Linked DNA regions of Homo sapiens: region 2 is linked to region 1. Evidence: chromatin loops called from intact Hi-C (ENCODE). Cell type or tissue: heart right ventricle. All regions are shown on one strand. Each heading gives the region's core, and the rest is flanking DNA. Links, peaks and the distances in the headings are about the cores only.

Region 1 (11,756 bases), core at 212-8,211:
ACATGGTTAAATAGAAGTAGCAGTAACAGGAGTCCCCATCGTCTTTCTTATTTCTGATTTAGAGAGAAAGTCTTCATTGCTTCATGCTTGTATTTAATGTGCTTTCTTTTTTTATAGACACCCTTTATCAGATTAAGGCAGTTCCTTTCTATTCCCAGTTTGCTAAGCATTTTTATCTTTCATGTTAAATATCTTAGATATTTAATTTTATCAAGTACTCTTCCAGCATCTATTGAGATAATAAAGTTTCCTCATTTAATCTGTCAAAGCAATAAAATGAATTGATTTTTGAATGTTAATGTGAGACTTTTGGCCAAGATGTAGCAAAAAGCACCAGCTTTATACCTTAAACACCTTAAAAATTGGACAAAATCTTTGAAACAACTATATGAGACATTGGTATGAGACAAGCAGCATAGGACAGTGAGTCCAGAGAGCAAGAAGTTGAACACAGTGAGCCTGATGCTTGCCCGAGGTGACTGCTGGAGAGAGGCCACAGCCTGCGGAGAGGGAGCCCACACAGAGCCCATGCCCTACCTCAGTTGAGGGGTCTTTGAGAATTTGAGAAATCAAGGCAGCTAGAATTGCAAGGCAGGATACAAGAGAGCCCCATGGAGAGGAGAGCCGCACCCAGAACCAAGCTAGAGGTTTACGGAGGTGTCCTCTGGAATCTTCAGCTGAGTACTGACAGGTGCATGCATGTGAGAAACCACCACCCGAGATAGAGGTTGAGTTACCTACCAGTGAGCAGGCGGGACAGTCTCAGGAGAGTCAGTCCTCTCACAAAGCCAGGAATAGTTCGTGTTCAAACCAATTAGAGTAGAAAATCCTCTTCAGACATGGGGCATTGGGTAGTGTCCTCAGAAAGGTATTGCCTCAGTAGTGAGTCAAAATTAATTCTAGACTAAAGGCTGCCCTCTTCCCTGTTAACAAAGCTAAAGGCTCACCTCCAAAGAACCACAGTTTCTTTCTAGGTAACTTAATTGTGCCTCCAGAACAAAGCTTTAGAACAGGGGTCAGCAAAGGACAGCCCACAGGCCCGACTATCCTGCTGCCTGTATTTGTACAGCCTTGAAGCTAACAATATTTTTTACATTTTTAAATCATTGAAAAAAATCAAAAGAAGAGTATTTTTCCCCGTTACGTGTGGAAATTGTCTTCAAATTTCAGTGTCTTTAAGTCAAATTTTACTGGAACACAGGCAGGCTAATTCATTTGAGTATATTCTCTGGTTGCTTTCAGCTACTATGGCTGAGTTGAATAGCTGTGAGAGAGACCTCATGGTCTGCAAGCCTACAGTGTTCACTCTCTGGCTCTTTACAGAAAATGTTTCCCGACCCTGTTCTAGCTGAAGTGTGGCTCTCCCCTGAGTTTTGCCTTTCCCACAGTCTTTAAGCAGTGGCTGTGCTTTCTTTCTTTTCCTCCCCTTGTATGCTGGGCCTGGTGACTTGGTGGTTGTCCTCCTGACTCATCACTGCTTTAACCCATTCTTCCTCCTCCTCTCTAACTACCCCCCCACCCAGCCCCACCTCTCAATGTCCTATTGTCAGAGCAGATCATTGCTCCTGGGAGCTCCTGAACCCTGGGCCGTTCTTACACATTTATCTATAATGTTAATTCCTAGCCCACTGTCTCCCTCTCCAATCTACTCCTGTCTTAATTCTCAACACGGCAGCCAGAGTGATCCTATTGAAATGAAGCCAGAACATATTTCCCTCCTTAGAACCCTCCAGTGGCTCTCTGATTCATTCAGCCTAAAAGCCAGCTTCCTCGCCATGGTCTATGAGGCTCTGCTGATGTAGCTCCTCTCTTCCCTGTCTTCCTCACTTGTTGCCCCTGTCATTCGCTCTGCTCCAGCTACACGGGCTTCCTTGCTGTTCCCTGCTGTCAGACATGTTCCCCCAGCACCACCTGAAGGCCTCCGCCCCAGTAGTTCCCCTTGTGTGGATTGCTCATCCCCGGATTAGGGGTTCTCAAAGTCCAGTTCTCAGATCAGCACATCAGTATCACATGGAAGTTGCTCGAGATGAAAATTCATGGGCCTCACCCCAGATCTACTGAACCAGAAACTTGGGATGGGGCCAGAGTCTGAGTTAAAAAAAAATTATTTTTATTGATTGATTGATTGAGACGGAGTTTGACTCTTGTCACCCAGGCTGGAGTGCAATCGTGCGATATTGGCTCACTGCAATCTCTGCCTCCTGGGTTCTAGCGATTCTCCCGCCTCAGCCTCCCGAGTAGCTGGGATTACAGGCGCCCGCCACCACACCCGGCTAGTATTTGTACTTTTAGTAGAGACGGGGTTTCACCACGTTGGCCGGGCTGGTCTCGAACTCCTGACCTCGGCTGATCCGCCCGCCTCGGCCTCCCAAAGTGCTGAGATCACAGGCGTGAGCCACCGCGCCTGGCCAAAAATTATTTATTTTTTAGTTGACAAACAAAAACCAGAGTCTGAATGTTACCTGCTCTACAGTGGCACCTGCTAAAGTTTGAGAACCACTGCCCTGGGTGGCCACATCGCCGGCTCCCTCACCTCCTTCAGGCCTCCTCTCCAAGGCTTCTCCACGGGACCCCCTTTTTCATAACACAGCCACTGCCATCAGCGCCACCTCATGTTCCTTGCTCTGCTTCTTTGATCTTATTTTCTAATAAACTCTAATATAGTTGTGGCATCCTTATCTTCTAACAGAGTTTATAATTTACTATGATCCATCTATTCCCTCCAGTCTCTACAGTAGAAAGTAAGTTCTTTGTAGGCAGAAAGTCATGTGGGTTTTGTTCATTGGTGTAACCCAAGCTCCGTGGGTTCATGGTGCATGACTGGCACTCAGTAAGTAGTTAAATAAAAGGTGAACTTTCAAAGTCATCCACTTTATGTTTTGTAATTCTTAGTTGAGAGTTCTTTGTTAGTTACCCTTTAATCTTAGGCAAAGGCTTTAAGGCTCTCAGAGGCCTCAAATCCTGGGCCTGAACATTTTGAACCTACCCCAAAAGAAACAAGACCTCTATTTGAAGCTGACATAGAAGTTGTGGGATTGATTTACAGAGGGCTAGGTTTGTATGGCTAGTCACTGACTGGTAGCAAATTATGGGAACTGGTCCAAGAACCAAGTCTGTTTTGATAGCCATTTTGTCGTAGCTCAAATCATCCAGAGCTTTCTGTGGCTGGAAATGGAAAGTTTTTAAACATTACCATAGAATAAACGGATTGCTGTTTTCCAACTCTGGTTGCACACCAAATTTGTATGTAGAGCATTAAAGAAGCACAGGCACTTGGGCTCTCCACACCAAGCAGCCGATTCCATGCTGTCATGTGAAGCTCATGTACAGTGAACACTGAGATTGCTGGGATGGGCTGAAAGCTTGGCCTGCAAGGGAAGTAATCCTAGAGACTAGAACGGCTAATAATTACTAGTGAGTGACAGAACGTCCAGAACCTCCCACTCTGAGTTTTGTTTGCTTATGTAGTAAAAAAAAAAGCCAAGCAATGGAGATGAATTTTCTATAAATTATACCTCAGTAAAGCTCTTTGTGAAAAAAAAAAAAAAAAAGATTGAAAATAGGTTTGGAATTAAATCACTACAAGTAGAGTCCCCTATCTATATATAGCTTCAAACTATGAACCATCAAAGCTGAGGATGACAACAGGCTGCATTAGCCAAATTTTAAGAGTAATGACGTTAGTGTTCTTAACCTTTTTAGAGCAAAGAAGATTTTCTGAATATCTGCATTGAACCTGACACCATCAGCAAAGGAGACTTTATAACTATAGGGTAAGTGGACTGGGGTTCACAGGAAATGAGGCTTGTGATTTTCTCAGATTTTACTATTCAGAGTGCCCCATGAAGTCTAAGACAGAAATCCAGCCAAAGCCTTGTCTTGTTTGGGAATTTCGATGTTATTTCTTTCCTATGGGCTGACATGTAGAGTGCCCCTCTCCTATGCTGGCCATCACTGTTCATTTTGTGGGGATCAGAATGTAAGAGCAGTCTTTGTTTTTCAATTGAAACCAAAGAATTCAATGGAGCATGACACAGCGTCAAGAACTTTGGTTTCAGGGTCAAAGAGCTGAATGCAAATTTTGATTCTGCCACTTACCCGACGTCATGACTCGGATCATTTAGCATCTCTGAATTCTTTCCGTCTACAGAATGAAATAATCATCTCTGCCGATCTCAGGACTGGCTTTCAGCCTTGAGTAAGAGAATGTGTGTCAAGCCTTTTTATATTTTGAAGCACTTCACAGTATCCATTACTATTTATGTCAGTTCACCATGTCCTCCTATTCCCAGGGCCTTCATGAAAAACTGGAAAAGGTATTGAGTACCTTGGACATTTCCCAGGCCTTTTTCCCTTTTCCAATACAGAATACCCTTCCAAGTTCTGTGATTTGTTAAGTCCTACCTCTGCCAGAATTTTATTGGTAAAGAACACTATAAATCCTCCTTCAGGGCATCTGAGGAGCTGGTGTGTTCCCATGCCAACTGGTAATCTGCTCAGCTCCGCTTTTCTGTGCTTTGTCTCAGAGCTCCCTCTCGTGCCCATTTAGGGATCACACATTTCTGCTGCAGCGGCCTGGTCTCCATGGCTACTTCATTATCTACACAGGCACATAAGTTTGTTGTTCTTGCCTTTGGCATAAATTCTTCAGAGACTGAATAGCTGATTCTGCAGCCTTTGATTTTCTTGCTGTATCTATAAGAAGGGAAAATCCTGTTCCTTCTACAGAATGTCCAGAAATCACACAATCTTCATTGACAGTCTGGCCAGTGAGACCAGCAATATTCAAATCTCCTTTATGATACTGGTATCCAGAAATAGAGACCCCAATTCTATTGCTAAGGTTAGGCGAAGCCACTATGTTCTGCATTGTTAGCACCAGTGGCAGCCAGTGTCCTTCTGTTCTCTACAGGAAGTGAAATCAAGTAATGTCTGTTTCCTCTGGATATCTGAAGAGAACATAGTGAAGCTGCGTTAGAAAACTCTGATACCGTTTTGTAGAGTTACTGTTGTTAATAAATGATAAATGGACTGATTTACTTAGATTAGCTTTTACTGTATTTCCACTGCCTAAAAGATACATCTGCATGAGGTGGAGTGTGTGTCTGTATATGCGCTGGAAATTTTACTCCATAGTCACTCAGTCAAGGTAGATATTGTATGCCAAGTAGACCGCGTTATAAATACAGTCATCCCACGGTATCCTTGGGGTATTGGTTCCAGGACCTCCCTCAGATACCAAAATCCACAGGTTGTCAAGCCCCTTCTATATAGTGGCACGGTATTTGCATAGACTTAGGCACGTCCTCCCTATGCACACTAAATCATCTCTAGATTACTTATAATACTCAATATAATGTAAATGCTATGTGGATGGTTGCTGTCCTGTATTCTCTAGGGGATAAGATAGTCTGTACGGATTCAGTACAGGTGCAAAAATATGTATTCTCTATCCTCAGTTGGTTGAATCCACGGGAGTGGGACCCACAGATAGGAAGGGTTATCAGAGAACTTCTAAGACTAGTTGTTCATATACATAAAAGAAATATCTACATTAAAGTAAAAATATTTTATCCTTCAAGTAATCACAAGAAGTACCAAATACCAGACGTTTAGTACTTTTCCTAAAGAATTTCATTCTAATTTTTAAATTTGAGACTAACAATCTAAGAATTAGGTACATGTGGAATGATTATTTTTAAATCAATCAATTTTTAAATCAAATTAAGAGCATTTCAGAGAAAGTCATAACTTCATGCCCAGTTCTCTACTTTCAGTCTAGAATGTATCACAAGGCTAAGCAAGAATCACTGTTGGAAAAATTATTTACAGAATTCTATGGCTTAATAGACCATCTGTCCACTTATGTAAGCTCATAAAAAGGGGGAAAGAAGTTGCTACATTGTTGCAACCTAGTGCAGTTGCCATCACTGGTCTTAAGCTTGCTTTTTCCTGTGCTCACAGAAGTCGAAAGGTGAGAAACCCCAAGCTGCACGTGGAGGGCACGGAGTGTCTCCAAGCCAGCCAGTGCACTTTGCTTATCCCGGAGGTGAGTGGGGAAGGGGTCGGTAGTCACAGCATTTGATTCGTTCGTCATCGGCCTGCCCCTCTGTGGTGTCCCATCCTTCCTCTCTGTTAGCTGACCTAGACTTAGGCACATATTGTGTGCCAAGCATTTTGCCAGGCTCTGGGTCATATTAGCGGGGAGCTGAAAAGGATGGCAGAATCTCCTTGGGAGTCATGGATTTAGAGTTGGACTTCTGAAGACTCCCATCGTTTTCGAACCAAGGTTCTTCCCTAAAGTGAGTTTTAGGTCTCCTTTTATTTTTCCATATGTAAATAATGCAGAAGGTTACTACATTAAGACACATAGAGAATTGTCTAGCTGGCAAATGTTAATAGTGGCTTTTACTTTAACATTTTTTATAAAGGATCTGGAAGCAGTTTTCAGTTCAACACTGAATTTTTCTGTATTATGAAATGCCATGCTTAGAATAACCTATGTAAGTGAAAAAAATTGGAAATAGAATCTGGAATTGGGAGGTTATTCAATTGTCAATACGGAAAAAAAGGAGGCTCTTCATATAGCCTTTGAAGACATGTGGCCATATATTACTGTATTCAGACAAGACTATAGGTAAACAGAAGGTATCCCCATAGTGACTGGCGTCACAGTTTCGATATAAATATTGAATTAAATGCATGAGTTATGGAAGGGTTTCATAGACTGTAATGATATTAATGTTGATACACCTTGGGTATATCAAGCTAAACAAGTCTTAGAGAATAATGAAAATGATCCAGCAGATACAATAGCATGTCATAAGAGAATTAGCTGTCTTTATTTTTATTTGAGAAGGATTAGCATAATATAGAAAGACTATGTATATGAGTTCCTTAAGACATGGCAGGACCCTTGCCTTTTAATACATATTTGAAAATTATAACCATGTTGTTCAAATCCCAAAATACTCTGGGAGGAGATAGGGGCCAAAAAAAGAAAATAAATCCTTTTTCATGGATGGTAGAATTAGGATGTTTCCAGAACCAGCACTGTGCCCATCGTAGTAGGCACTGAATTTTTTTTTGTAAAAGAACATTAGGATAGCTCCTCAAGAGAGGATGTTGTTTTCCATAATGAACTTCTTCTGGTGCTGCTGTGAGACCTCCAACTCCAGTAGGCCACTGATGTGTTTGAGCTGTTCTGAATATTCTCTTCTCCCCAGGGAGCAGGGGGCTCTTTTAGCATTGACAGTGAGGAGTATGAAGCGATGCCTGTGGAGGTGAAACTGCTCCCCAGGAAGCTGCAGTTCTTCTGTGATCCTAGGAAGAGAGAACAGATGCTCACAAGCCCCACCCAGTGAGCAGCAGAAGACAAGCACTCTGAGACCACACTTTAGGCCACCGGTGGGACCAAAAGGGAACAGGTGCCTCAGCCATCCCAACAGTGTCGTCAGAGGGTCCCCAGGGCATTTTCATGGCAAGTACCCCTCTGCCCCCACTCCAGCAGTGCTTCCCAAAGTGTGCTCTGTCACCTGCTTTGCAATCGGCTTCCATTAGCGCATGTTTTATTTTGGTGTGACGGTTGGCCCTCCTAAACACGGACTTTCCTCAGGCTGGTTCAAGACGGAAAAGGACTTTCTTCTGTTTTCTTCCAAAGTGCAACCACAGTGGAGAGCCCACGGTGGGCTTAGCCTGCCTAGGCCCTTCCATTTCTCTTCTTTGACCGTGCTAGGAATTCCAGGAAAGTGCATTCCTGCCCTGGTGACCTTTTCCTATGTCTAGGCTCCTCCACAGGTGCTGCTATTTTGTGAGCTCCGGCTCCTGTTTAGCTTTTATTTCAGTTCTAACCTCAGTCCAGAAACATATGTGAGGTTGTTTCCCTCTTCAGCCACGGCTACAATACCGGAAAATGCTAGTTTTTATTTATTTTTTTAAGTAGTGCTTCCTAAATGGTTTGCATGAGAGCCACCTGGGGTACATGTTGAAAACTTATTTGGGGTCTACCCCAAACCTAATAACCCAAATTTGGGGATGGGGCCCAGGAATATGCATTTTTAAAAAGTCATCTGCCCTTCCCAGGTGATTCTGTAAGTTGTCCCTCAACTGTACTTGGAGAAATCGTGTTTTAAAGCAGTAGTCCACAAAGTATTCTGCTCATGTGCCCCCAAAAGTATTTTGAAAAATCATGTATACCCTCACCCATCTAAGTTGATATCTAAAATTTTATCTAAGTTGGTATCTAAAATTTTTCATGGGAAGTTAAATAGTTGACAAAGTATGTATTTGCTGGTGTCGTGTAAATATTGGTATTTTAAAATAAAAACTGTTACATCACTATTTTAAACATATCCAGTACAATTTAAATATCACAACAATTTGACACCCTTCATTCATTTATAAAAATAAATGAGCTAGTTCTTTAGTAGTTAAACATTTCAAATTGGCTTTTCTCCTTCTGTATTTCCATACCACTTTTCAGCCAAGAATCCTATCATAATGTAATCTATTATGCCCGACATCTTTTAATCATTCACCCCATTACTTCTTGTCAACAAAAAATATAAATGGAAATTTTTTTTTTAGCTCTTGCTTTAAGTGTTTGTTTGTTATCTCAGTCCAGAACCAATATTATCGTAATTAATTATTGGTATATAATGAAAACGGTATTAATTCTTGGATGATTAAAAGTTTTTTTATTAGAATGTTCTTTATCCTAATTAGTTCATTTATCCAAGAATACATGAATGTGATTTACAGCTGAGATGGGGTTCAACCTCAGCTGTATTCCTTGTTTCTGTATAGATGTAAGCACATAAATTCGATGGAATAGAATTACGTTAACAATGTTTTTACAGTTCTTTGGATTCCTTTGGCATTTTGACAAAGATCACAGTGCTCTATCATCAAGAATTATTAATGATGATCTATCAACTAACAAACAACTTGATTAGATTCTCCTTTAGTCTGTTGAAAGCAGAGAACTGAAATCCACCTGATTTACCATGGCTTTGCCAGCCAGTCATTAGCACCATTTACTTTTACTATCGCTGACATTTTCCTTTGTTCAGTGGCCCTGAGGTTCTTACACTCTAGGGGGCAGTGCACCACAGGAAGATAGATCAATGAGGGAGGATTGCGAGGGGGAAGGGGAGGAAGCAGAGCTGGCAGGCCTTAGCTACAGGCTCTCTCTCAGGCAGATCCCTTTTAAGATACATACACCATGCCCACACATCCCATGGAGAGAGACCAATGCTTTAGTAGATTACAGAACAGCTATGAAAAGTCCATGAATGAAGATCACAAAAAGGAAGGCTTTCTTATTTCATACTGTATTCTTCAGGGTGGTAAAATTTCTGCTTTTGGCAAAAACATAACAGACGGTTCCAAACATCAGCATAAAGATCACTCATCCCATACCACCCACAGGTAGGGAGGAAGGATGCTGTAGTATATGAAAACAAAAGTTTTCACCTGAGCTGAGAGCATTTAGCATATCGTGGTTCTGTAACAATATCAAGGACCAGTGCAGAATCTGGCTTTCTTTTCTGATAGGCTACCAGTGTGTGTTTATGTGTGCTCATTTTGTGGTTCTAATCATAATGGTACATATAATTAGGGAAGGATATGGAAGCCACTTTAGAATCTTATTCATTTTTAAATATAAATATGCCTTGTTTCAAACTTTGTTTTCTTGATTCAGGCTTTCTTTCCTGTGAGGGCTTGGTTTCCTTATTGTTGACTGCTTTGTTCTTTGCCTTGTCCTTCCCTATAAAGCCTGCATGGAAGACGTTTAATAGTGCAACTAAAAGAGAGTCAGCTGAGTGAGGCTTGTCAGCCAAAGCTGGAATGCTGAGCTATCTGGAGGAGATCCTAATAACCCAATTTGGGGATGGGGCCCAGGAATCTGCATTGGGAAGTCGGCCACCCTTCCCAGGTGATTGTTTAGTACAAACTTTTTGACAGATTAATTTCACTCAAATGCAAAGATTAATCCCAGCACTTTGGGAGGCCAAGGAAGGTGGATCACCTGAGGTCAGGAGCTCGAGACCAGCCTGGCCAACGTGGTGAAATCCCATCTCTACTAAAAATACAAAAATTAGCTGGGCATGGTGGCATGTGCCTGTAGTCCCAGCTACTCTGGAGGCTGAGGCAGGAGAATCGCTTGAACCCGGGAGGCAGAGGTTGCAGTGAGCCGGGATCGCACCACTCTGCACTCCAGCCTGGGTGACAGAGCAAGACTCCGTCTCAAAAAAAAAAAAAAAAAAAAAAAACCGTAGTTGCTTTCTATTAAGATAGGGTTTTAAATAAAGCTTTTTTCCTTTCCCTCACAGCTGTTTTGCACATATCTGGATGCAGTTATATTTCCTAAGTGCCAGTGCTTCACATATGTAACTGATGCATCAGTTCTCACAACAACCCTAGGAAGTAGCTACAGGTTGAGCATCCCTAATCTGAAAAGGCGAAATCTGAAATGCTCCAAAATCCGAAAGTTTTTGAGTGCCACCATGATCCTTAAAGGAAGTGCCCAGTGGAACATTTTGGATTTTGGATTTATAATGCAAAGATTCTAAAATCCTAAAACATCTGAAATCTGAAAATACTTCTAAGTCCCAAGCATTTCGAATAAGGGATACTCAGCCTGTAATAATATATGGTTACATAGCACAGAAAATAGGAACCTGACTTTGAATCCAGGCCATTTGATTTACAGAGCCACCGATAGCAATGTACTCTATACCGGTTCTAAATACATACTGTAACTCCCCAAGAGGTTAAAAATGAAATAAAAGTTTAGAATATACACATATACCAAATATATATCAAGTACATAAAGTTTTAAACTGAACTTTGATAAGAGAGTTTGTAAAGTAAAAGGGTGGTGGTCTCTGTGGGATTCTAGAAGTTTCCTGATGTAATTAAGGGTACACAGCCCTGGCTCTTCTGGGTGGCGCAGTTATTCCCAACTTTGTTTCCCATTACCTGGAGAAAGTTTGTCCAGACCGTGGCTTCTAGAAGGACAGGTAGCAGCTCCCCAATCTCCTCCATCATCACTGTAAGTGAAGTCAGGTTCAGCCCCCACAGGCTCTGCTCATGGAGTAGGCCACCATTCCTTCCTACCACAAACCACATTTCTCGGACTGGAGAAGGGATTGCAGCACGCACGTTCATGTTAAAATGTGAACTTTAATTGTAAAAATCATTTTCTGTAAATATAGTTATATCAACCTCTCTGCACACAACTTGGTTCAGATATATACAGATATGATATTCATAGATGTTATTTGTACCACAGAACAAAATCAATTCAAGAAACATTTACTTTTAGCTTCAGGATTAACCCCAGCTTTCTTTAGGCCTTAAAATTACCACCACTGGAAACAGAGAGAGAGCACGGCATACCTGGGCACACCAGTATTCAGGGCAAAATCTATGCAGTGTCTTACTAATTTCATACTATGAGGTAAAGACCCGAAACAAAAATAGATTCAGTCTCTCGTATTGCTATAACTCTTAGGCTGGGGTATTAATCAAAATAGGATTTTTACATTTAAGGCGACAGGGAGGCTATGCTGATTCTAACTCAGAAAGAAATGGGAAAACAGTTTTTCTAAGGCTACAACTATTTGTTTAGGCTTATTTTCCCGGACCTATACAAAAATTCAGTCAACAAGTTTTGGGTAAATAAAGGAAATTCATTTTGCTTTCCTCTGCTCTGTCCCTGAAGTCACTCATCCAGGTTGGCTGCTCAAACA
Region 2 (13,932 bases), core at 4,649-12,648, 52 kb after region 1:
AAAAAAATTAGCCAGGCATGGTGGTGTGTGCCTGTCGTGCTAGCTACCTGGGAGGCTGGGGTGGGAGGATCACTTGAGCCCAGGAGTTCAAGGCTACAAGGAGCTGTGCTCACTCCACTGCATCCCAACCCAGGCAAAAGAGTGAGACCCTGTCTCTAAAATAATAATAATTTTTTAAAATATGTAAACCAAAATGTAAAATGCAGAATTATAAAATTTCTAGAAGATAACACAGGAGAAAAATCTGGGTGACTTTGGGTTTAGCAATGAGTTTCTAGATATAATACTAACAGCACAATTCATGAAGGAAAAATGGATATATTGGACTTCATTAAAATTTAAAACTTCTGATCTATGAGAGACACTATTAAGGGAACGAAAAGACAAGCCACAGACTGAGAGAAGATATTTGCAAAACACATATCTGATAAAGGACTGTTATCTAAAATATACGAAGAATTCATAAAACTCAACAATAAGAAAACAATCCAACTTTTTAAAAGGGTAAAAGATCTGAACAGACAACTGATCAAGGAAGATACACAGATGGCAAATGACATGATGTTGACTATTTTTTCATATGCTCATTACGCAATTGCAAATTAAAATAACAATGAGATATCATGACACACATATCAGAATGGCTAACATTCAAAACACCAAATGCTGATGAGGATGTGGGACAGCAGGAATTCATTGCTGGTGGGAATATAAAATGGCACAACCACTTTGAAAGACAGTTTGGCAGTTTTTTACAAAACTAACATGTTATTATCAAATGACCCAGCAACGATGCACCTTTGTATTTATCCAAATGAGCTGAAAACTTACATCCACACAAAACCTGCACACAGATGTTTGCAGCAGCTTTATTCACAATGGCCCAAAACTGGAAAACAACCATGATGTCCTTCATAGGTGAATGGATAAATAAAACGTGAGATATCCATACAAGGAAATACTCTATAGCAATACAGAAAAATGAGCTATCAAGCCATGAAGAGACATGGAGGAACTTTAAATGCATGTAGCTAAATAAGAGAAGCCAGCCTGAAAAGGCTACATACTATATGATTTCAACTATGTGACATTCTGGGAAAGGCAAAATTATAGAGACAATAAAAAGATCAATAGGAAGGGAGGGATGAATAGGTCAAGCATAGGATCTTTAGGGCAGTGAAACTATTCTGTATGATACTGTTATGGTGGATACATAACATCGTGCATGTTTCAAAACCCATTGAACTGTACAACAGTGAACCTTAATGCAAACTATGGATTTAAATAAACAATAATGTATCAATATTAGTTCATCAATTATAACAAATATACCACACTAATGAAAGATGTTAATAAAGGGAAATTATATGTGTATGAGTGAGGGGGAGGTAGTATATGGGAACTCTGTACTTTCTGCTCAATTTTTCTGTAAAACTAAAATTGCTCTAAAAAATAAAATACATTAATTATTTAAAAAAACCTAATTGATGAATTAACCTAAATTAACTGCCCTAAGAGTGGCAATGATACTATGGTGATGTAGAAAAATAGCCTTATTCTTAGGAGATTTATACTGAAGTATTTTATTTTATTTTATTAAGAGACAGGATTGCCCAGGCTGGAGTGCAGTGGCCCAATCATAGCTCACTATAACCTCTAACTCCAGGGCTCAAATGATCCGCCCATCTCAACCTCCCAAACAGCTGGGACTACAGGTATGCGCCACCATGCCGGGCTAATTTTTTAAATTTTTATAGAGATGAGGTCTCGCCATGTTGCCCAGGCTGGTCTTGAACTCCTGGCCTCAAGAAATCCTTCCACCTCTGTCTTCCAAAGTGTTGGTATTACAGGCGTTAGTATATGTATTCACGCCCAGCCCATACTGAAAAATTTAGAAATGAAATGCCATGACATCCACAACTTACTTTCAAATAGTTCAGCAAAAAAAAGAAAAGTCTATTTATATCTCCACACACAGTCAGTTCTGCTATAATGCTTGTTGAATCTGTTCCAAAGCAATCAATGTATTAGGGAATTTGACATTTGCTTATGTGTGATTTCAATCATGAAAAACACAAAGTCAATGTGGAAAACTACACCCAGCTGAATCAAGCCATGTCGGAATATACAAAACACACCCACCTTAAGCTTCTCCTGCTACCTCAGGTCACCTCGTTCTGGGCCATGCCATGCACCTCTAGCGTCACAGTTTTGCCTCTGATTTCAGACAGCCCCCCTCCCACCACACATAGTAATTCACAGGCTCAATCCTTTCAGCACTCACCTCCAGATACAAACACCAGGTCTTTTAAAGGTACAGTTCCACATTTACTAAGTATGTATTTCTTAACCATTTATCATATGCAAAACTGTCCTATAGTTTTTGGTAGGTTCCTATCTTTTTTTTAAAAAAAATGTGCCACTGACAAAGTTTTTCTCATAAGCCCTGTGATTTTTACTTCATGATTTTTTTTTGCCGCACAGTGATTTTTGGAACATATATTTCATGTTATAGGGGATATGACTATGTAAGAATAAAGCAAATGGGGCAAAATGTCAATAAACGGGGACTCTAAGTGAAAGACATACAGGTTTTCACTGCACTATTCTTTCAACTTTTCAAAACATTTCAACTTACAAATTGGGGAAAATAATTGAAATAATAGCAATGTGAAAAAAAGGAGAGCATAAAGGACTTTGCAAAAGCCAAAAATAATTGAGGCAATGCACCACACTAATAGGGAATGAAGCGCTATCAGGGCTTGAAGTTATCCTACAGAAACATTACAAATGAAAACCAGCTTACATATGGAATTTGAGGAGACTTAATGGAAAGTGATTTTGCATAATTAGTAATCCTTATGGGATGCCATTTAATACCAGAAAGAAACTCATCCTGACTGCTACTTATCCCAGGCTCAGTCTTCACATTCCATGCTTTTAGGTTTTCCAGATATCCTCACTGTATTAAGAACTCAGCCAGGGAGCTGGGGCCTGGAAGATTCAACAAAAGAGGTCATCTCATGGCTAGTCCATCAAAGAGAGGAGGTGCCAGTGACAAGTGCCTTTTTCTCCCCTAACTTGCTCTCTTTCCATCTCTGTGTCCTTTCTCATCTTGGACCATGACTTGGACCTATTACAGGTACTTACAGGCACTTCCTAGCCTCTACTGCAAAGACAACTTCTGAGGAGGGATTCACATGACCACGGGAGGCACAAATGTGGCAATATGCATTGTGTACATTCAGCTGGTCATTGAACAAATATTGGTGGAGCACAACTTGGCAGCACGGTGCCTGCCAGGTGCTGAGCTCATGCAAAGGCAAATATGTCTCTGTTTAAAGGAACTTGGACTAACCGACTACGAGGCTGGCAGCTCAGTTACCCAGGCAAAGCCAGAAGGTCAGTGTCGCGCCTGGCTGAGGATGTACAGATGGTCTGAACCCTGCCACTTCACAGCTCCAAAGGTCAGCCTGACAGCTCTGTGCACCAGGGCCTCCCAGAGCTGGGGTTTTATAAGCCCATGGGCTAGGCCAGAGGTAGGCTGTCCTATCTAGGTTGACCACTGCCTCTGTCTTCCAAAACTAGTTCTGTTTAAATGAGAAATGACCAAACCCCCAGCTGTCTTAAAATTCATCACTATTTCCTAGGGAGATTGGACATTAACTGCAGTAACTGCTGTCTGCTAGAAAGTTCACCTCAAAATATTTAAAATAGAGAAAGCAATGATCTTGAACCAAAACAATCTCTTTTTAATAGGAAATATGTGAATTTCTTCTTCCTCCTCTGTTAGATGGTTCCCAAGCAAGCACTTCCTCCTGAGCTCTTCATTTCCTATCCAGAGACTGCCTCAGCTGGAGATCCTCTTCCAGCTCCTCTGACCTCAGGAGTGGAACTCCCACCCCAGCACGTGCCTGAGGTTTTACTCTTTCCACGGTTCTCTTCCCATCTGTGTATACATATGCCCTGATTGTAATCAGGAAGTCAAAACAAATCCTGTTTCAGGAATAAAGGCATGAATCAAAGAGTATTCTAGGTCCCAACAATACATTCCCTTCACATAACCACCTAAAGGGGCCATCAGATCCCACAGGTGGAAACCTCCAAAGAGTATTTGGTTCAGACCCTAACATCAGAAAAGTAAATAACCCAGGTGAGTTGACTTTGGGTCTTACATGGTTTGAAACAGTCTTAAAACCACCTAGTCTGAGAGCACATCCAAAGCAAAGAGAAAAGCATCAGGATAAAGAATCCTGAGTCAGGAAGAAGCTAATCCTGCTGATTTAAAGTCAGCTATATGCCAATCCATGGCTGAATTCCAATGCATTCACTTTACAAAGAAAGACCTTCCATTTCACAGATCCCATATCATTCTCCACTGGGTGGTAGTGTGGTGTGGATAAGGGGTGCAGGTAGACTTGGGCTCTGGCCCTAACTTTAGACAACTTAATGGCTCTGTGCACCTGTTTTTCTCATGATGATGGTGTAGTCTGTTGGGAGGATCAGAGGCAGGTCACTGAAACATGTGGCACAGTCCTTGGCACACAGCAGGCACTCAGGAGGTGGTGGGTATTACAATTACCATTTTTATTTTCCCCTCCTCAATTTTCAAGAGAAGAAACTGACTTCACAGCAGATGGCTACAAACTGATTTCTCCCTGAAAACCACAAGCAGGTGAATCACCAACAGCCTGGGAAAGATTCTACCCGGGTGGGATTAAGCAAATGAACCACAATTGTATTCCACTGGCATTAGGTGGAAATACAGGGGAAGGATGGCGACATGACAGAGTTTCTCTTCCTGCGAGACGTTCTGGCCGGATATCAGAACAGGCTTTTTCTTTGCCTGCATTTGAGCTGTCCATGCTTACGACTGCTCTTTGCATCTTAAAATTGTCCTCCAAATTTTCCATTCACATTCTACTTTGTCACTTTCCCACCCATTGCTAGAGCCATTTATTATTTGCCACGAGTCAGATGACCTGGGCAGCGCTCCAAGTGGTGCCTCAGACACCAGACCTAGCCCTATTCTCACTGGGCCTCCATCATCTCCATTGTTTAAAAAAAAAATGCTTATGTTTCATAGACTATACAGGGAATCTACAGAGATTAAAATTAGTGTGTGTGATTTTAAATGTACTCATGTGACATAAACATAGAAGCGCTCGGATACATTAAATTAAATAGGTGTTTAGATGTAATCTGGGCACTGGCTAGAGGCTGAGGAACAGGTAGAAATTCATTCCCAAGAAGAAAGGGAGAAACATCTTGAAAACCTCAGCAGGTGATCTGCCTCTCACCTTACCCCTCCTCTTGCAAGCTGCCCCAGTACAAACACAGGGAGCACAGGAATTTCTCCCAGACACCCACAATAAAACTCTAAACGCAGCAGTGTAAAGTGAATCTCTTATAAAGAAACAGTCTAATGAGGCAGATGCAAAGATGTCCAGACATTGTATGTTCAAAGCTTCATCGGCCTCCATCCTGCCCACACACAAGTCCTCAGCCACACGGTGATACCGCTCTTGCCACCATCTGGGGGCAGGGGTGCTCCCCAAGTGTGACAATATCCTCTCCTTTAATTAAGCAGACTAAGAACATTTTACTAGAAGCCCAAATAATGAAGTAAAATTAAAATCAAGGCTCTAAATCATGGGGTTGAACAAAATGAAACAGCAATATTCTGGCTTCCAACATCTTCCACCCAGCTTGCAGAGTTAGCATCTGGGTCTGGTTTCAATAGCAGCTTTGTGGCCCAGATGATCAGCACCACCATCCTAGGGCCCCCTGCTCCAGATGAGGACTGAGTGTATGTGTAAGCCTCACTTTGAACCTGAAGCCCCTAGTTCTTAAGTCACCTGTAGACTCAGCAACCATAATTTTCAATCCATGAGTCTGATGGAAATAAGCTTTAAGACTCTTTCTCTGATTCTTCCCACAGATGGCCAGCCTAGCTTTCCAAAACTTGTATCTAAAAGTGCAAAAGGATTACTCTTATTTCCACACCTTAGAGAATCACTGCATATATTCCTGCTCAAACACACACACACACACCCTTTCTAACAAGGATCCACCCCTCCTTTTCCCTCTTACTCTACTACCTAATGAATGTACAGCTATGAATTCTCTTCTTCCTCTTTCACTCTCCCTCTCTCTCAGGCACACACACTGATTTGGACACATGCCAACAGTTACCCACATTACATGGGAAGATGCACATAATGCCATGGCCTGGGCAGTAAGTGATGGGGGTGGCGGAGGGTTGAGGTGGGTGTGGGGTGGGGGGAGGAAGGATCTCCTAGGAGTGGAAACTGAGGACACAGGTGGGAGAGACATGGGGAAGTGGCTAAGCAGGCAGGCCAGCGAGAGAAACTAAACAGCAGACAAATCACACCTATGTAAGAACTTCTAAAATATGCTCTAATTTTGGTAAAGAAGTCAATATTCACTTTATCGCTTTTGGCAACACAGGCGAAGGAGGGGCAAAAGTCTGGGTGGGCCAATATTAAATAGGAACAAATAGCAGATCTGCCTCAGCAGTAAAGGGGGGAAGATGCTGGGCCAGTGATGGTCCAGCTCACTGTGCCACTATGGGCCTCACTCCACCGGAACCATCACACAAGGGGTACATCAGGCACTCTCTGAGGGCCCTGTCCTAGTGCTAACCTTGAGGCCCTCAGAAGCTCAGTAGCATTCATTCACTACATCTCCTACTTTTAAGATATATATAAAATAAAATTATATGGTACAAGGTCTATCAGAGTATTTTTACAGGAAGCAAAGTGCCATTTAGGACTAGGATAGATGACAAAAGAGACAAACACATTTATGGTCAGTAAAGGACTGCTTTCCCCCCACAAAAAAACACAAAAAAAACACAAGTTACAAGTGCTCCCTCTCACACTGCGCTCTCTCTTCCTCCCTCCTTTCTCCTCCATCCCTGGATAAGTAAGGATCAGGTGCCAGGGAGCAGGGGTTCAGGCAGCATAGTATACTAGAAAGACAATGGGACTTACAGTCAAGTATTTATTGGCTACTTAATATTCCCAAATTACCTAACCATCCCTGGTATGTTCCCTCATTTACAAATTGGGTATAAATGATCATCAAATTACAGAGCAGTGATCAGAATAAATCAAACAGCATTATAGTAAAATGCCTGCACAAAATGTCTAAATGTGTTACAATCCCTTCTTTGCACAGTAGCCTTAGTCTGAAAACCATCACTCACACACACACACACACACACACACACTCCGTATACACAAATTCACAAAGCCATGCTCACTGCCTGTGACTGACAAGGAATGGGGGCAGGTACTAGCCCTCTGGCGCTTTTATCAATTGATAGATATCAATTGGCCAATATCAATAATTGATCAATTATCAGTATTATCCACCCTATCTGTCTGTAATTAGTATAAAACTTCTTTTCTCTTTCCCTTCCCTAAGACTCTACCACTGGAGCTACCAATACTAAATCAGACCGTGTGAATGTGCCCTTTCTATTCCTTCTAGTTACTCTGAAATATTTCCCAGGATAAGTCAAATGCTGGTAGCTGTTTACCTGTAAATGATGGGGTACAGTATAAGCAATATGATTAGTTACAAAGTATTGGTTTTTGTCTAGCATTACGGGTAACTTTGGTCAAAAAAGACCAATACTTTTCAAACTACTGGTATCTAGGAATCTCAAATGCGAGTCAACCAGCATGTGTGATGAACACTTAAAAAAAAGAGAAAAGAGCCACTGCATTCCAGCCTAGGCGACAGAGTGAGACACTGTCTGAAAAAAAAAAAAAAGAGAGAGAAAAAAGAATGCATTACATGTAGAAGGAGTCAGCACTACTTCATGAAATGTCTATTTCAGTTACATAAGTACTGTACGTGTATGTGAGCATATTGGTTGTGATGTAAAATTAACTTCACATGATAGATCAGTCAAAAGAGTTTGAAAGCCATGGAATGTGGCAAAGAAACAAGCAGAAGTCACAAAGGCCTGAATTGTCCCCACAAACTCTGTCCCTGCAAATGGAGCTCCACAGTGAATCCCACATTCTTCCTGTGTCCTACAGCTGAGAACCCCAAAATTACCGGCCTGGAACCCATCATCAGCTGCCATACCAGATTCCCCTTCTCCAGATCCTAACCCCTTTTTTTCTCCACTCCATCCCACCTCATCCCAGAAAGCAGCCAATATTTTCCCGCACGAACAGGCACTCCACACTCCAGCAGCTGCCCTGGAGACATTGACAGTCACACCTGGGTTTCCTTAAGCCCTGACACCACGACTCCTGCGATGACACCTCCTTCCCCCAACCCCGAACAGCAGAGCCACTCTCAGAGTCAGAAGTCCCTAGCTGACCCTCCAAGGCTTCCTGGGCGCGCAGGGTCGTTCTTCCACCTTCTGTCCCCCGTGGACTCTCACCTGGAAAACGCACACCCCCCTGCCGGGTGGTTAGGCTAAGATTATGTGGGATAAGACTTTAATTCTCCAAGCATCTCCGAAAGACAGCCTATCCGGGGAGGCTTCTCCTTTAATCAGCCTTCAGCTGAATCCCTCAGCCCCATCCCTTAATGCTCCCGGCGTTAATTCCTCAAAATAATGCAGTCAGAGAAAGTGAACTTGGCCGCTAGGAAAGTTACCCCAGAGGAAGCGACGGGGAGCTAGGGCGAGCGGGGAGCGGGGGACGGGGTGGGGGGCGAGCGGGGAGCGGGGGACGGGGTGGGGGGCGAGCGGGGAGCGGGGGACGGGATGGGGGGCGAGCGGGGAGCTCAGGGCGCTCGCCCGGGGGGTTTCCTCCGCACAACGTGAAAAATCTTCTAGCCCCCAAGAAAAGAAAACAAAACCCAACGTGGCCACAAACCGGATGCCCTGTCACTGAAGTGCGAACACCACTGTGGGGCTGGGACTCAGAGGAGAGGAGGGGAGGGGAGAGGAGGTCGGCGGGGCTGGAACAAAGCCCTCGGGGCCGCTCCGAGAGGCCGCGCGCCAGCACCCAGCTGCGCCCCGAGGGAGAGAGCTGAGGACTGGCCGACCCCCGCCCTTCCCCAAGCCCGGGAGCCCGGGGCCGGCCCTGGTGCGGGGTGCGGGGCCGGGAGGGCAGGTGCGCGCGCAGCGAGCCCCTCCCCCGCGCCCCCAAAGCTCGGGGGCACCCCGACCCTCCCCACGCGCCTGGCCCCGGCGCGGCCCTCACCCGAGCGGGGGTCGAAGGTGACCACGAACACGGCCACCACCTGGTCCTCCTCCACGTCGCCCAGCTCCAGGCGCCCGGGCTGCAGCAGCACCTCCGGGGCGGCCGGCTCCTCGGGCTCCCGCCTCCGGGGCGGCTCCGCGGCCGGCCGGGCGCCCCCGCCGCCGCCCCGGCCCCAGCCTCCCGCCTGCGGCTGCGGGGCCTGCGGCAGGGAGACGGCGGGGCCCTCGGCCCAGCGCAGCAGCGGCGCCGCGTCTCCCTGCTCCACCATGGCTAGGCGAGGCGGAGCCGCGGGCGCGAGGGGCGGGGCGGGCGGGCTGCGGGAACCCCCCTCGCCTGGCCGCGCCAACGCCGCCGCCGCCCGCCGGGTCTGGCGCTGCCCGGGGCCCCGCCGCGGAGGCGCCTTTCCCACGGAGCCAGAGCAGGCGTCCGCGGAGCCGGCTTCGGGAACCGCGAGCCTATTCGGAGGCGCCCGTGTGCACGTCCGTGTGTGGGACGCGTGCGGCCGGAACGTTCATCCTTGCGTCCATACACCTGTGTGCGGGTGGAGGTGCCTTCTCACCTAGGGTTCCGTGGTATAGCTACCACTGTGAGTTTTTATGTCACCATTATTTTTTAAAGTCCGCTGGTCCTGTGGACCGTGACAGATATGTATTACATAATCCTGGATGTGTGGCAGAAGCTGCTTCTAAGCAGAGGAGTGAAGCAGAGGTGCTCTGGCTACCCAGGTGTTTGCAATATACTCATCAATAAACACTGAAAAGGCCATAGGGTTAAAGTTTGGGAATTTTGTTCTTCCTTTTATATTACAAACTGATTAGGATGGAGATTATGAGTTTATTTCCTGGTATATATACAACTTGAGGGTATTAAATTAGGAGGTGCTGGAGCATTTGTGGGACGAGGGATATTCCCTCAGAAGATCAGGAAAAGGAAGTTGCTCAGGGGAGAAAGAGGAAAGTCAGCTCTAAAGCTGATGGCTTTGGAAATGGATTAGGGGTTTTCTGTGAACCCCCATTTTATATTTAAAAATAAATTTTACATGCCTCAATCCTTGAGGTAAATCTAGCAGCTAAGTAACTCTTTAAGAGGAGATGTGTATAAAAATAGGAATAGCTATTAAAATAGAAAGAAGGAGGTGGCAAGAGAAGGAGGTACACAGTTCATCCAGGGTTCAGCAAGGCTCCATGGTTTGCCTGTTCGCAAAAGGACCCAGTAGAGCTATGTGCTGGGTGCTACTCCACGGGATGTTTATGAACCTCCGTGTCCTACACGTCAGCACTGCAATGATAATGTGATTTAACCCCTATCCCTAAGAAGATAATCAATGACTGCCCTAGGCTGCCACTTCTAATCTAAAATCTATGATATAACAATAAAGAATGTACTTATGCAGCATTTTACCCCCAAGAACAGGGTCTACTTTCATTATTTACATATTTAGTTCAGCCTTTCCTGAAAGGTAAAACTTCAGCATAGGAATCTCTTGATTGGATCAGAAGGATGAAGAAGTAGCTGTGGATGTTTGACCAAGTTACTGATGACCTCCAGAGCTCATCCCTTGGAGCACTGACAGCAAATAAGTCAAGACGGAGCACAGTAGAGATCCATCTCTGAGAATGTCTCCTCCATACCTGCTCATTTCTTCCCAGTGAGGCACTGTGTGTGTGTGTGTGTGTGTGTGTATGTATGTATGTGATGTGGGAGAGGCAGAAACAGACATACACACATACATACACACACAGAGACAGACAGAGAGAGAGAGAGATCTTATTTCTGTGGCCGGGGGCGGTGGGGCTGGCCTTGGTGCAGGTCACACAGGTGACCCATTACCTGTTCTAATCTTAGGGACTCCGGGAATGACCACAGCCCAACTGTGACTAACAGAGAAAAGGTCAGACTAGTGGGTCTGTACCATCGTTTTAAAATGTCTGCTCCTTAAAGTATCGGTAGGATATCATCAATCTCTAAATTACTGGGACATCAAATCAGAGATCTATTCCTATTCTAAGTATGCTATGTGTTGTGTGTGTAGACAAGTGGTATGTTTCTACTGTCACAGCTATTTTGATGAATAATCTCTAGTTCTAGCAAATGGGAAACTTTGGCAAGAGAAGCAATTTGTTAAAATCTGTTTGATTTATTCATCAGATAGATTTATAGTAGATTTCAAATTAATAGAATAACCTAGGGGTTTTTATTAATGGCACTAAAGTATCCATGGGTAAAATATGTTGTCACTGATTTGCTTCACAATACCCCAGCACTCACCCTCAATGAAGTTGCAGTTATGAACTAAACAAGACTGTAAAGCCATACATAATTTTTGAAGCTAGGTTATGGATACATAAGGACTCATTATAGTATTTTCTCTATTTTTGGTATGTTTGAACATTTCCATGAGAAAAAGTTAAACAAAAAGGAGGAAAGGGTTAATAACAGACTCCTAGGCTTTAAAGCAGCCTCCAGGCTTTATTTACTTAGCCCGTAATCCTTCCTTGGAATTCTGTTGTGCCGGCAGTGCCACCCATGAGATACAATTTTATGAGCACTTTGAAATGAGAAATGTGATGGGCAAATATCAAGTATTGTTAATGATTTATGTAATTATCATTGGATTCATCGCAGCTGACAAGTGGCTGCTTCTGTACACTCTCTCAGCAGGCAGGGAGGAGATTAGAAGAAGGTCCCCCTTCAAGGTTGCTGGCTTTGCTGACCATCCTTGTCATAGGAACAGAGCTGTGAGGAGTCAGGAGCACTGGAGACCCCTAGTTTCAATGGATTCACATCCACCGCAGCGGCCCCAATCTGGACCTGGTCAGTGTTGCCGCTGCTGATGGATTTGTCCAGGGAGCAGGAGAACATACACTGGTGATTAAAATAATGTTTTCTCTAAGTTACTGCAAACTTTCTCCTGTGTAGTTGAGGCAACACTTCCAGTTGTGGTGAGAGATTGAACAAAAGAAAAAGCATACAATGTTAAAGCTGGCAGGACCTTAAAGACACTGCCTAGCCCTCTCACTCAGCAGTGAGTCGTAGATGATTCCTCCAGATCTTGACGAGGCCCACAGGCCCTTGTTTAAGAACGTCGCTTGCTGCTTTGCTGCTTCTATGGGGCACATTCTGGTGATAAAGGCCAGCTGTTTTTCTCCACCAGCATGGAGTTCTCTCAACTTTGTTTCTGGTTTTTAGAGTCCCTGGCCAATTGTCTGGAGACCCAGAGAGCCACTGTTAGTCTAAGGTCGCTTCATAAATAAGGGTAATCCCGGTCCTGGATTCTGCCAGACTCCTAGAAAGACTGACAGTGAAAGTGTCATTTCTTGCTTGGGAAACCATACTTCACAATGGTTTTCAATAGGGCAGACCCATTAAATACATAAGAATCCAACAACACTCTTTTTTCAGAGTCGGAATGACTCAGTTCTAATTCAGTCTTAAATAAATAATGTGCTGGACCTTTACTTAGGCCTGTTTAAGTGTTTTTTACAATTCTCTCTCCTGACTTGGGGGACAATTAGGCCAGCATGTTCTTCCTTGGAGCGACAAACTCTCAAATAGCTCATTTTCCATGGCCTTAGCTTTACTTTGACAAAGGAACAGTCTAACCAGGAAGGTGAATAAAAGTTTCCACGTCTTGCAAATTTGAATAGATAGATTTTCCTGCTTCTGTTCTTCCCATCAACATTTCATAGGCCTCAGAACCAAGTCTGGTCAGAGTGGAGTCTAGGTGCTTCCTTATCACTCAGCAGTGTGTCTGCAAGGGGAGAACTTCCCTCAAGCACACAGTTGAGGGAACTCAGCCCTGAGATGCAAGGCTGCCCGCTTCTTGCACATCTTACTCCTGGGAACTTCGCTTTCCCCCTGTGCAGCAACTCCTGACACATTAAGAAAAAAATTCAAATTTTTTTTAAAAAGTCAAATATGGAGTATTTTAAACATGATTGAAATATATTAATTTATTTCCCCAAATTCATCCAAAAACAATTTATTGAACACCTACTATATGTTAGGCATTAAGGGGGAAACCCTCCCCTTTTCCTCTTATTGCCACAGATTACATGGGTCCCCCTTTTGACACATCATCTCAACTATCACCTGAAGCTTTATGCTGGGATGGATGCCTGTGGGATTAACATATACTGAAGCAGAGATGAAATTTTTCATAATGGAAAGAGGCTAAAAATGAAGAAAAGGCTACAATGTGACCAAAAAAATAGTGAGGCCATGGGCCAGAGGCCATAGGTAGCACCTCTAGGGATTCCCTTGGGTCATCCAGATCAGCAACTATGCAATTCTTATTATTTAGTTGTCCAAATTTGGGATATCTTTTTTGTACTCATTGTTACACCTTTCTTATTCTGAAGACTTAGCCACAATCATTATCTTCTGAGTAACAATACATGAAAAGGTGAATGGTGCAAGTTTCTAACAGTATTACTGCCGATAACATAAGACCTCAACCATTGCAATGGCATAGCTGCCTCCCTAGGCAAACAATGTAGTCATAAATAAGGGTAATCAAGAATTATAGCAAGGGAGAGAGAAAAAGCAGCAGGTGATAGAAAAAAAAAAAGAAAACCTGGTCTACTTGGGTAATACCTAATAAACCAGCCCCTGTGCCCTGTCTACAGGACAATAATATAGCCAGTGTTTTGAGTCAGTCCTGTTTTACTGAGAGCAAAGCCAGCCTCTAGCTGCCTGGAGAGGCAGGAATGACAAGCCATGGCATGTGAGGGGA

Evidence for each region. Hi-C counts contacts between places; a loop is a spot of excess contacts. Peaks named below come from ENCODE experiments on the same cell type or tissue, not always from the same donor. Only the 100,000 strongest peaks of a DNase experiment are listed, where the experiment ranks them.
Region 2: it touches region 1 in a loop (2.2-fold over the local background); 26 of 110 quality-filtered maps call a loop at or near these places.

Annotation. Positions count from the first base shown.
Region 1 is chr7:141,645,561-141,657,316 of GRCh38, forward strand. It overlaps AGK (acylglycerol kinase), which reads left to right. Exons shown (of 16, transcript NM_018238.4): 14 at 3,703-3,773; 15 at 5,965-6,049; 16 at 7,227-9,684. The coding sequence ends at 7,364. DENND11 (DENN domain containing 11) reads right to left here. Exons shown (of 9, transcript NM_001080392.2): 9 at 11,168-11,756. Among named protein-coding and RNA genes, the nearest start is that of DENND11, 51 kb to the right of the region's middle. In heart right ventricle, for the core only: a CTCF peak has its summit at 4,543 (motif pointing left); a DNase peak (open chromatin) is centred at 4,530; H3K27ac peaks cover 1,635 bases.
Region 2 is chr7:141,692,689-141,706,620 of GRCh38, forward strand. DENND11 (DENN domain containing 11) reads right to left here and starts at 9,478. Exons shown (of 9, transcript NM_001080392.2): 1 at 9,198-9,478. The coding sequence starts at 9,465. It overlaps WEE2-AS1 (WEE2 antisense RNA 1), which reads right to left. Exons shown (of 4, transcript NR_199841.1): 4 at 11,315-13,069. In heart right ventricle, for the core only: no CTCF peak of the experiment used is centred there; DNase peaks (open chromatin) are centred at 8,554, 9,087 and 9,583; H3K4me3 peaks cover 2,584 bases; H3K27ac peaks cover 1,995 bases.